Regions from separate parts of the Mus musculus genome. Here region 1 is linked to region 2. The links are chromatin loops, found by intact Hi-C in ENCODE. Cell type or tissue: left cerebral cortex. All regions are shown on one strand. Links, peaks and the distances in the headings refer to the core of each region. The heading gives the core; the rest is flanking DNA.

The links. Peaks named below come from ENCODE experiments on the same cell type or tissue, not always from the same donor. Only the 100,000 strongest peaks of a DNase experiment are listed, where the experiment ranks them.
Region 1: a loop joins it to region 2, with 2.8 times the contacts of the local background. A loop is called at or near these places in 2 of 42 quality-filtered maps.

Annotation. Positions count from the first base shown.
Region 1 is chr6:56,807,219-56,810,130 of GRCm38, reverse strand. No RefSeq gene overlaps it. Among named protein-coding and RNA genes, the nearest start is that of Kbtbd2, 11 kb to the right of the region's middle. In left cerebral cortex, for the core only: a CTCF peak has its summit at 1,307; DNase peaks (open chromatin) are centred at 404 and 1,285.
Region 2 is chr6:57,821,518-57,824,429 of GRCm38, reverse strand. All of the region lies in intron 1 of Vopp1 (vesicular, overexpressed in cancer, prosurvival protein 1), which reads left to right. Among named protein-coding and RNA genes, the nearest start is that of Vopp1, 2.2 kb to the left of the region's middle. In left cerebral cortex, for the core only: no CTCF peak of the experiment used is centred there; DNase peaks (open chromatin) are centred at 1,059 and 1,797; H3K4me3 peaks cover 88 bases; H3K27ac peaks cover 29 bases.

The DNA.
Region 1 (2,912 bases), core at 173-2,672, 1.0 Mb after region 2:
TCCTCGGATTGACTGTGTGGAGGTAAGCCGGTTATCATAGATTTTCTGAACTTAGAGCCTCCACTTCTTTGTTTTTTTGTTTGTTTAGTTTAGTTTAGTTTAGTTTAGTTTAGTTTAGTTTAGTTTAGTTTAGTTTAGCGAGACAGGGTTTCTCTTTACAGCCTGGCTGTCCTGGAACTCACTTTGTAGACCAGGCTGGCCTCAAACTCAGAAATCGGCCTGCCTCTGCCTCCCAAGTGCTGGGATTAAAGGCGTGCGCCATCACCGCCCAGCAGAGCCTCCACTTCTTGAACCTGAAGCTGATGACTATTGGGGAGACGGTAAGAGATAAAGAGAACAAAGACACGCAAATGTGGGGCAGAGGAGGTCTGAGGGAGAGTAAGATTTGCAGAGCAGTTATCCCCAAAGCTTGCATAATGCAGAAGGTAAAACAGGGCATGGTGGAGACTCGTGATTCTGCGGCTTTGGTTAGAAAAGGTGGGGGTGAAGAAGGCTACAGAAACTGTGGGCAGATAAGCTAGCAGTTGAAAAGGAAAGGAAAGGAAAGGAAAGGAAAGGAAAGGAAAGGAAAGGAAAGGAAAGGAAAGGGGGGGTCAAAATTAGTGTCCCCTTGCATAGGATAGAAAGATATAGGATAAGAGTTAGTGGCAGCAGTGTGTGTGTGTTAGTGCAATTCATATATGTCTTGCTTCTGTCTTATAGAAAAAGTTATGTAAACTCTTAACATTATTCATACAAGGAAATGGAAACCAAAATTTTTCTGTGCCATCAAATTAAGGATTTGAAAACAAAGAAAAAACCAAGTTTTGGAAATGGAATAGCTCATTTTCTCAATAATGAGTTTCTGTGAAAATCTATCAGTGACTGTTGCTATTTTCAAGTGTGAGGATACACTAATTTTAAAGAAACGTTTAGTTTTAATAATCTCACTTGGGGTGTTTTTATTTTATTTTTTTCTGGAATCAGGAAAAGACACATTACTCCAGGCTAACAGACTTCCATTTCAGTCAGCATCCTTTATGGTTGGTTGTAGCAATCTTAAGCCATAATTCAGCATCAGGCAACCTATGACATTGTTGACCTTGATCTTATTCCAGCTGTATGTAGATCAGGGTGGTAAATAGTGTATTGGTAGCCACAGGCACAGAAAATGTTCCTGGAATTGGTTTGTCCACAGTGATTTTGCCCAGCTCTGATTACTGTAAAGGCGGACCATCCCTTCCAGTTATTCCTCTGGCTCATTCTGAATAGTATGCTGGTTTTACACTAGGGATATACGTGGGCTAGGATCTCCCCCTAGTGTTGAAACATTGGAAACACATCAACTGCAAGCATCACTGATCAGAATGGAGATGCCATCTGATGCTGACAGCTCACAGGAAGTTTATAATTTCTGAGAAGATAAGCACGATGCCAGATTGGAAAGATTTGAACAAACACCTAATCCCTCAATGCTCAGATGACAGAACAAACCAGCAACCATCCAGAACTTACCTAATGGGCAAAATAAAGAGCCAGAAAATGGCCAGATAGCAATTAATATTGGAGAGCTCCTAGGTAGAAAATATTAAACAGCTGTTTTAAATCCTTGAAGCTCAACCTATTGAGTTCAATCTATGGCTCTCTCTAATATAGGACTGAACACTCAGTGTCTATTCCCTACACTGTGACCAGCTGTCCATTCTTTCCATTGGTTGATGGAAAAAAAGACACTTCTCTGACCAAGGAAACAGCAACTCAGGACTATCTATGGGTAATATGTAGAAGGCACATTGGCAGCAAGACCATTTTGCAACATACCAATAGTGGATTCTACCCTGTGAGCCTATAGAGACCATTCTTATTCAAACCACCACAGAATCGTACTAACTAGTGGGTTTTCTTTTTTTTTTATTAGATATTTTCTTTATATACATTTCAAATTTCAAATGCTATCCCGAAAGTTCCCTATACCCTCCCCTAACCCTGCTCCCCTACCCACCCACTCCTGCTTCTTGGCCCTGGCATTCCCCTGTACTGGGGCATATAATGTTTGCAATACCAAGGGGTCTCTCTTCCCACTAGTGGGTTTTCTTAAGGCTTTTGTATACACTCAAATTTTGGCTGACCTACCTACTACATTTTCCTCCCTTCCATCCTCCTACCTCTATCCCTGCTTATTCCTCTAATGCCCTGTATCTCCTCCTCTTCTTTTATTTCACATGTTTTCTACTATCCTTTAAACTGATTTTAAATTGGATTGTGAGATAGTAGACTTCTGTATGGCTTTTCATTCACTCTTCCTTTGGGTTAACCCTTCCCTCCACCCTACTGGTCTCCCCTTCCTGCTTAAGTCCTTCTAACCCCAATATTTCACCTCTACTTTTATTTTACTGACAATGTTCAATCTGTGCTCCCTTAGCATGTCCCCAAAAACACCTCTCTAGTTTCCTGGATTCCACTGTAATCCTCATGCGTGCTAGTCAGTTTGTTCTAACTTCACACAAACTGAGTCACCTGGCAAGAGGAAACTGAAATTGAGGAATTACCTCTATGAAAGTGCCCCATAGGCATGACTGTAGGGCTTTTCCTTGGTTAAAGAGTGATGTGAAACCTCCTTCCGGGAGAGAGTGCTCCTGAGATGATTGAGTCGGTGAGCAGTGTCAGTGATCCCCCACTCTGCTCCTGTCTGAGTCCCGTCCTGACTTCTCTTAGTGACTGGCTGTAATTGAGGCATGTAAGATAATAAAACCCCTTACTCTATAAGTTGCTTTTGGCCACAGTCTTTATCACAGTAGTAGAAAACAAACTAGGACAGCACATATGGGAAACCACGGTGTTTGTCTTGCTAGACCTGAATTACCTCACTTTGGTACATTTTCCAGTTCCTGCCCTTTACCTGCAATTTTCATGTCCTCTTTTTTTTTCTTTAC
Region 2 (2,912 bases), core at 324-2,823:
AAGAGTGGATGTGTAAAATCTGGTGTGTAAAATATGGATTGGGGTTTGGAGGTTTGTTCATACCTCCACAGCTTCAGTATTTTGAAAGATTTTTGTATTAATAAAGTCAGTTTAAGTGGGTAAGGATGCCCCTCTGACTATCACTGTCCTGCCTCAGAAAACTGTAAACTTCCTTGGTTGGGGAGTCAGCGGTGCTTGGAAAGATTCTCATTTATGCTGGAGGAAAAGTCTTTCTTTCCAGGAGAGTTAAGGGAACAGTTTCTCCAAGCTCTAAGTTCGGATCAGAGCAAAGATTGCTCGTTTTTCTTTGAAATACCTCTTTTTTCTTTTCTTTCTGTTTCTCTCGCTCACTCTCTCTCTTTCCTTTCTTCTTCTTCTTCTTCTTCTTCTTCTTCTTCTTCTTCTTCTTCTTCTTCTTCTTCTTCTTCTTCTCCTTCTCCTTCTCCTTCTCCTTCTCCTTCTCCTTCTCCTTCTCCTTCTCCTTCTCCTTCTCCTTCTCCTTCTCCTTCTCCTTCTCCTTCTCCTTCCTCCTCCTCCTCCTCCTCCTCCTCCTCCTCCTCCTCCTCTTCTTCTTCTTCTTCTTCTTTTTTAACATTTAACGTTTTTGAGAAGTGCCACTTCTGGTTTTCTTTCTTCTTGTTGTTCATATTTTTAAAAGCTTAGAAACCAAACCCTCTGGGTAATGATTCAACATTGGTTGCTGTAGAAAAGCAAACCAGAGAGCACTGTTTACAAAAATAAACGTGTGTTTACCTCAGCATATCTCCGTTGAGGTAAATTTTGTAATCTGGCAATCTCATTTGCATGTGTGTGTGTGTGTGTGTGTGTGTGTGTGTGTGTGTGTGTGTGTCTGTGTGTGTCTGTGTGTGTGTAAGGAAGATTATCTGGGGTTCTCTTGTTTCTATATTTGTGCCACTCCTGTCTCCAACTTAGCTTTGTGTGTATCCTAAAAGTCTGCTTCAAAACTGCTGATTTTATTTTTATTAGGGTGGGTGTTCTTTCTGGTTGTGTTTATTTTTTCATTTTCTTTTCTATATTTTTGTATTCGAACGATGTTTATTGAGGAAATGAACATGAGAGAAGTGGCAGACCTGCCAACACTCTAAGGCTTTACATTCAAGGGCCAGCAGTGGAAAAGCCTTCAAAATGAGTCAAGTCAATTGAATTAGCTTTTCTGGGGGAGAAGGGAAACCAAAAGTAACATCAAATATGATGCGCTAAGATTGTTGCTTGTCATCAGTTTTTTTTTTGTTTTTTTTTAATCTACTGCTTTGTTGATTTGATGCCATCATAGTGACGTTGGTTGTCAAGAGTTTTTTGGAATGGACTTTTTTTCTGTGCTGATTTAAAAAAATAAGGCAGTAAAAACAAGGTCTCAGCACCTGGAGGGAGGGAGGGAGGGAGGGAGAGAGAGAGAGAGAGAGAGAGAGAGAGAGAGAGAATGCAGAAGACCTGGAAATCAGAGTTGTGTCAGGCAGTGCTAAAGTTTTATGTTTGGGGATGGGGTGAGTTCTTCCTTTCCCTCTTAGTTGGCTGATTCAGGCTACTACAGGGGATTGGGTAATCCAGACAAAGAAAGGCAAGCTGATTGGTTCCTACTATAGGACCCTCCCCCGCTTCTTGTGGGAGATTTGAAAGACCACTGAATACTTTCAGTCAGGGAAAAAGCCCACTGGTCTTGGTGAGGAAAGAGGAGCAGGAAATTGGTTGTCTCCTGTGTTCAAGTGAAAAGTATATTAATGCCCCTACAACCTGCTTTCCTTGTCAGCCTGCTGACATCATCAGTCTAAAGCCTAATCCTTTAGTGCAGAAGGTTTTGTTCTATCCTGTAACCTGTTTCATTGCATAGGAACTTTTTTTCAAGTGCCAGGAATGGACCTCAGGGCCTTGAACAAAGTAGTCAAACTAGGCCCTCTTCTGCAATCTGCATTCTTGGATTTGTTCATTTAATTTAATTTTATTGTTTTCTTAGCTACCAGAGGGAGTCTGAACCTTACACATGCTGGGCCAATACTCTATTCAGCTACAGTCCTTCTTAAGACAGGATCTTCCTATGTAGCCTAGGCCTCAGTCTCCCACATGCTATGATTACAGGGATGGGTCACCATGTCTGATTGAATTGTTTTATCTTAATGGGGAATTTAAAACTTCTTTGAAGGGCTGACAACCTCCCAAGGGCTGAGCTCTGATGCATTCCTGAAGTTCACTATCTGGATGCTGGTAACATGTGTTTTCTAGGTCGCTCCCGTTTACATGATGATTATCTTCAGTGCCTGATTTCCGGTAGAGAGCTGTGCCCTGTTGAGTGCCAGGACAGCCAAGGCTAAAAGGAGAAGCTGTGTCTCAAAACAGCAACAACAACAAAAACATTTAATGATTTGTCACATGCAAATTTAATGTAAGGTTTTAGTCTGAGCTTTCTCGTTTTATTTTATTTTAGTTTAGTTTTAGTTTTTTTTTAATTATATATTTCCTTGATTTACATTTCGAATGCTATCCCGAAAGTCCCCTATACCCTACCCCCAGCCCTGCTCCCCAACCCACCCACTTCAGCTTCCTAGCCCTGGCATTCCCCTGTATTGGAGCATATAATCTTTGCAAGACCAAGGGCCTCTCCTGCTAATGATGGCCGACTAGGCCATCTTCTGCTACATATGCAGCTAGACACACATAAGCTCTGGAGGTACTGGTTAGATTATATTGTTGTTCCTCCTATAGAGTTACAAACCCCTTTAGCTCCTTGGGTAATTTCTCTAGCTCCTACATTAGGAACCCTGTGTTCCATCTAATAGATGACTATAAGCATCTACTTCTGTATTTGCCAGGCACTTGCATAGCCTCACAAGAGACAGCTATATCAGGGTCCTCTCACCAAAATCTTGCTGGCATATGCAATAGTGTCTGGGTTTGGT